Linked DNA regions of Homo sapiens: region 1 is linked to region 2. Evidence: read pairs that join two places in POLR2A ChIA-PET (ENCODE). Cell type or tissue: GM12878. All regions are shown on one strand. Links, peaks and the distances in the headings refer to the core of each region. The heading gives the core; the rest is flanking DNA.

Evidence for each region. ChIA-PET counts read pairs that join two places held together with the same protein. Peaks named below come from ENCODE experiments on the same cell type or tissue, not always from the same donor. Only the 100,000 strongest peaks of a DNase experiment are listed, where the experiment ranks them.
Region 1: POLR2A ChIA-PET joins it to region 2 with 8 read pairs; 5 of 35 experiments call an interaction of 5 or more read pairs at or near these places.

Annotation. Positions count from the first base shown.
Region 1 is chr11:85,991,901-85,994,704 of GRCh38, forward strand. The region is part of intron 12 of PICALM (phosphatidylinositol binding clathrin assembly protein); the gene reads right to left. Among named protein-coding and RNA genes, the nearest start is that of PICALM, 76 kb to the right of the region's middle. In GM12878, for the core only: no CTCF peak of the experiment used is centred there; no DNase peak of the experiment used is centred there.
Region 2 is chr11:86,059,760-86,062,563 of GRCh38, forward strand. The region is part of intron 1 of PICALM (phosphatidylinositol binding clathrin assembly protein); the gene reads right to left. LOC124902730 (a long non-coding RNA gene) reads right to left here. Exons shown (of 2, transcript XR_007062822.1): 1 at 1-2,804. Among named protein-coding and RNA genes, the nearest start is that of PICALM, 7.9 kb to the right of the region's middle. In GM12878, for the core only: no CTCF peak of the experiment used is centred there; no DNase peak of the experiment used is centred there; H3K4me3 peaks cover 1,710 bases; H3K27ac peaks cover 550 bases.

The sequences.
Region 1 (2,804 bases), core at 160-2,659, 68 kb before region 2:
GGCAGACTGCAGTGGTACAATCAGAGCTCACTGTAGCCTCAAACTCCTGGGCTCAAGTGATGCTCCCACCTCAGCCTTCCGAGTAGCTGAGACTACAGGCATGTGCCACCATGCCTGGCTAATTTAATTTTTGTAGAGATGCTATGATACCAACGCTAGTCTTGAACACCTGCCTGGACTCAAGCAATCCTCCTGCCTTGGCCTCCCAAAGTGCTGGGATTACAGGCATGAGCCAACAAGGACATTGGTTTTTAGTACTAAAAATATATATATATTTTAGCTAATATATATACTGATGGCCACTCTAGCTTCTTCTTGCATAAGAAAGGAGTTGCATTAAGCTTACAGTTGGCCAGTTAGGCTGAAAGTTCTGGGTGTGTTTTGTTTTTTTTTTTTTTGAGACAGAGTCGAACTCGCTGTGTTGTCTAGGCTGAAGGGCAATGGTGTGATCTCAGCTCATTGCAACTTCCGCTTCCTGGGTTCAAGCAATTCTCCTGCCTCAACCTCCTGAGTAGCTGGGATTACAGGCGCGTGCCACCACGCTCAGCTCATTTTTCTATTTTTAGTAGAGACGGGGGTTTCACCATGTTGGCTAGGCTGGCCTCGAACTCCTAACCTCAGGTGATCCACCCGCCTTGGCCTCCCCAAAGTGCTGGCATTACAGGCATGAGCCACCACACACGGCCGAATGTTCTGTTTTTAAATACATGATATTAACAGCTGCATAGAGTTTTAAAAGTACATTATATTTTGTCAGACAAGTAAAATATCTGTTTTTCACGCAAAAAAAGCCATGAAATACGTAATTTTTTAAAGACACATTATTTCTGTAACAGATCCATTGGTTTATGAGAAAACACATGTTCAGGAAAGGTTACCAGTCATCCGCTGTTCTACTGACAGATAGGTTTTATCTAGCACCTAATTTCAATCACTTCCTATTACGTGAAACACCTTAGAGAAGAATATTCAGAAATATTTGCAAATGCATTCATAATTAGATCAATCAGATAAGGAAAACCAGTTCCTAATCTACTTGACAAAACACTACAGGTAATCTACAAGATGTTAATCTATTAATGGACATTACACTATAATAATAAAAACCAATTCATTAAGGTATAATAATAACGCTCCAGCTATTTCAAGTTAACCTATTAAACTGGCAATTCGAAATCCCTTAAAGTTTTTTTTTTTTTTTTTAAATAAGAGTCTTGCTCTGTTGCCTAGGTTGGAATGCAATGGCATAATCATAGCTTACTGCAGCCTCGACCTTTCTGTGCTCAAGCAATCCCCCCACTTTAGCCTTCTGAGTAGCTGGGACCACAGGTGTATGGCACCATGCCTGGCTATTTTCCGATTTTTTTGTAGAGGCAAGGTCTTGCCATGTTGTCCAGGCTGGTCTCGAACTCCTGGGCTCAAATAATCTGCCTGTCTCAGCTCCCAAACTGCTGGGATTACAAGTGTGAGCCACTGCACCCAGTCTAAAATTTTTAAATATAGTTTTGTCCCTTTTTTTTTCATTATTCATTCAAGTTTAATTTTTTCATTTTTTTGAGACAGAGGTTCGCTCTGTCGCCCAGGCTAGAATGCAGGGGCATGATCTTGGCTCACTGCAACCTCTGCTTCTCAGGTTCAAGCGACTCTCGTGCCTCAGCTTCCCGAGTAGCTGGGATTACAGGTGCACACCACCACACCCAGCTAATTTTTACATTTTTTGTAGAGATGGGGTATCACCATGTTGGCCAGGCTGGTCTCAAATTCCTGACGTCAAATGATCCACCCACCTCAACCTCCCAAAGTGCTGGGATTACAGGCGTGAGCCACCACACACCTGGCGCAAAAGTTTAATTTTATGCTACACTAGAGTCATCTAAAAAAATCCAAAAAAAGTTAAAACAAGGATTAAAATGGCACCACAGTCATATTATCGCCTTTAAGTCCTAAACAACTGATACCTACATTCACACACACTAAACTGATTTTTTTTTTTAAACATGGTAGAGACAAGGTATTGCTATATTGCCCAGGCTGGTCTCAAATTCTTGGGCTAACGCAATCCTCCTGCCTTGGTCTCCTAAAGTATTGCAATTACAGGTATGAGCCACTGCACCTGCCCAGATAATCAAATTTTTTCATCAAGTGTTTTGTGTTTCATGCCAGCTAAAAGTAAAGCAAATTAAACTTCAGAATGGATAATTCTATTACACCTAAACTAAAATCTGAAATCTTGCTTCAAATATTCAACAGTGTACCAAACTGATAATATTGTATATTTTTAGATATAAAAATTCAAAGTTTGCTATCATCCAAAATTTTCAGGGTGATGAAAACCTAGGTCTTCTCAGATATTAGTATTCAATACCGACTGCTTGTTTAGACTCCACAACATTTGTTGAAAAAGTCAAGGCTCATTAATAATACAATGAGGCCAACAAGAGAGCTTGTGTTCTCCCATTTTCATTCTACCAAAAGGTAGAATCTTAAATGTCTTTCATATATACATATAAACTTTTCTTCCCTTTATCTCTATCTTATCACTAATCTATGACTAGGAATGCGCATCATTTCTGTGGTGTTTAAAAGAACTAAATTAAATACTACGTCTGTTATTGGCATTCATTTTTAGCTAATAAAAGCCAATAAAAGAACAGTACAAGATTTGGGGATTATGAAAAAAATCATACCTTTGCTTTGTCATATACTATAACAGCAGCATTATATGTAAAATGTTACATATTTAAGTGTTCAAGTAAATAGTTAACTTCAAAATACCTTAAGCATTTAATGTTATGATCTAAGCT
Region 2 (2,804 bases), core at 154-2,653:
TTTAGTCCAAGGAATCATATGTGCAAAGGCTAACGGTTTGGTAGTCAAGAACTTTTGGCACAATTGATACCTAACCTGCCTAACTTTCACAAAAAAGGATAGTTTTGACATAAAAAAAAAAAAGAGAGAGGACAAATAATCAAGAGTTCCAATTAATAACTAATTTTTAAGGCCTTTGGGAAAAAAATTTAAATATTATTGTTAAGACTTTTTTGCCCCAGCAGTTTCCTTTCCAAGTCATACTGAACACTCCTTCCAATCTATTTATGGACATAAAGTGGACATAGGGATTATGATACCACATCTCTTGCTTGAAATCTTCCAAAAGTTGAGGCACTGTTACCTACAAAATCAAATCCAAAATTACTTTGAGAATTCAAAGGATCCCTTAGATCTAGTTCCTCTTTGAGTACTCTTTTGTCCCTTCTAATACACACTCATCCCTAAAGGTGCATTTTTTTAGTCTCAGAACCTTCACACTTTTAAAATTGAGGAGCCAAGAGCTTTCATGTGGGGGTTCTCTACCAATATTTACTGTTAGAAACTGAAACTGATAAATTTATCAACATTAATTCATTTGAAAAATAACAGTATTTTCAAAAAACCCCACAATTTAGAAGAGTGGCACTGTTTCACATTTTGGCAAAACTCTATTTTGTGGTTTAATAGGAAATAGTTGAATTATCATTATCTGCTACTACATTCAACCTATGGCAATATCACACACACATCACACAGCCTCTAGAAAACTCCACTGTACAGTGGTTCTTGAAAGAATAAAAATAGAAAAGGCAAATAATGTCTTAGTATATGAAAACAGTTTTGAACTCACAAACTTGCTGAAATGGTCTTGAGGACCCCCAAAAGTCCCCAGACCACACCTTAAGAACCACTGCCAGCAAAGGAGAAAGGCAATACAATGCAGCAAAGATAATCTTTTCAACAAATAGTACTGCACAACTAGATATCCACAGGCAAAAAAAAAAAAAATGAATCAGGAGACAGACATTACACTCACAAAAATTAACTCAAAATGGATCACAGACCTAAATGTAAAATGCAAAATTATAAAGCTCCCAAATGGTGACATAGAAGACAATCTAGATGACCTTGAGTTTGTTGATGACTTTTTAAATACAATGATGAAGGCATGACCCATGAAAGAAAGAACTGCTAAACTGGACTTCATTAAGATTAAAATTTTCTGCTCTGTGAAAGGCATTGTCAAGAGAATGAAAAAGACAAGGCACAGACTGGGAGAAAATATTTGCAAAAGATACATTTGATAGCCGGGCTCAGTGGCTCATGCCTGTAATCCCAACACTTTGGGAGGCTGAAGCAGGCGGATCACCTGAGATGAGGAGTTCAAGACCAGCCTGGCTAATATGGTCAAACGCCATCTCTACTAAAAATACAAAAATTAGCCAGGCATGATGGTAGACACCTGTAATCCCAGCTACTTGCGAGGCTGAGGCAGAAGAATCACTTGAACCCCTGGGAGACAGAGCTTACAGTGAGATGAGATGGCCCCATTGCACTCCAGCCCGGGAGACAGAGCAAGACTCCATCTCAAAAAAAAAAAAAAAAAAAAAAAAAGAAAAGAAAAGACACATTTGATAAAGGACTGTTATTCAAAATAAACAACTCTCAAACCTCAACAATAAGAAAACAAAGAACCTGACTTTAAGAACAGGACAATGACCTTAACGGACACCTCACTAAAGAAGATATAAAGATGGCGAGTATGCATATGAAAAAAAGTCACATAATCAGGAAAATGCAAATTAAAACAATACCACTACACACCTATTAGAATGGCCAAAACCCATTAACAGTGACAATATCAAATGCTGGTGAGAATGTGAACAGAAACTCCCATTCATTACTGGTGGGAATATAAAATGGTACCATCACTTTGAAAGACAGTTTAGAGGTTTCTTGCAAAACTAAAGGTATTCTTACCATATGATCCAGCAACTGTGTTCCTTGCTATTTACCCAAACGAACTGAAAACTTATGTCCACACAAAAGACACGCACACAGATGTTTGATGTTTATAGCAGCTTTATTCACGATTGCCAAAACTAGGGAGCAACCAAGATGTCCTTCAGTAAGTAAATGGACAAATAAACCCGGGTATATCCAGATAATAGAATAGTCAAGTGCAAAAGAAAAAAAAAAGCTGTCAAACCGTGAAAAGCCATTGAGGAAATCGTAAACGCATATTAGTACGTGAAAAAAGAAAATCTGAAAAGGCTATAGACTGTATGATTCCAACTATGACATCTTGAAAAGGCAAAACTATGGAGACAGTTAACAAAAAATAGTGGTTGCCAGTGGCTGGGGAAGAGAAGGGATGGCGAGGGGGAGCACAGAGTATTTCAGGGCAGATAAACATTGTACCGCTACAACAGTGGATATGTGCCATACAATTGGCCAAACCCATAGAACATACAAACAGCAAGAGTAAACCTTGGCCGGGCGCAGTGGCTCACGCCTGTAATCCCAACACTTTGGGAGGCCGAGGTGGGTGGATCACCTGAGGTCAGGAGCTCGAGACCAGCCTGGCCAACATGGTGAAGCCCCATCTCTATCAAAAATACAAAAATTTAGCTGGGCGTGGTGGTGGGCACCTGTAATCCCAGGTATTTGGGAGGCTGAGGCAGGAGAATCCCTTGAACCCAGGAGGCAAAGGTTGCAGTTAGCTGAGATCGCACCACTGCACTCCAGCCTGGGCAACAAGAGCGAAACTCCGTCTCAAAAAAAAAAAAACCCTAATGTAAACCATGGACTTTGGGTGGTAA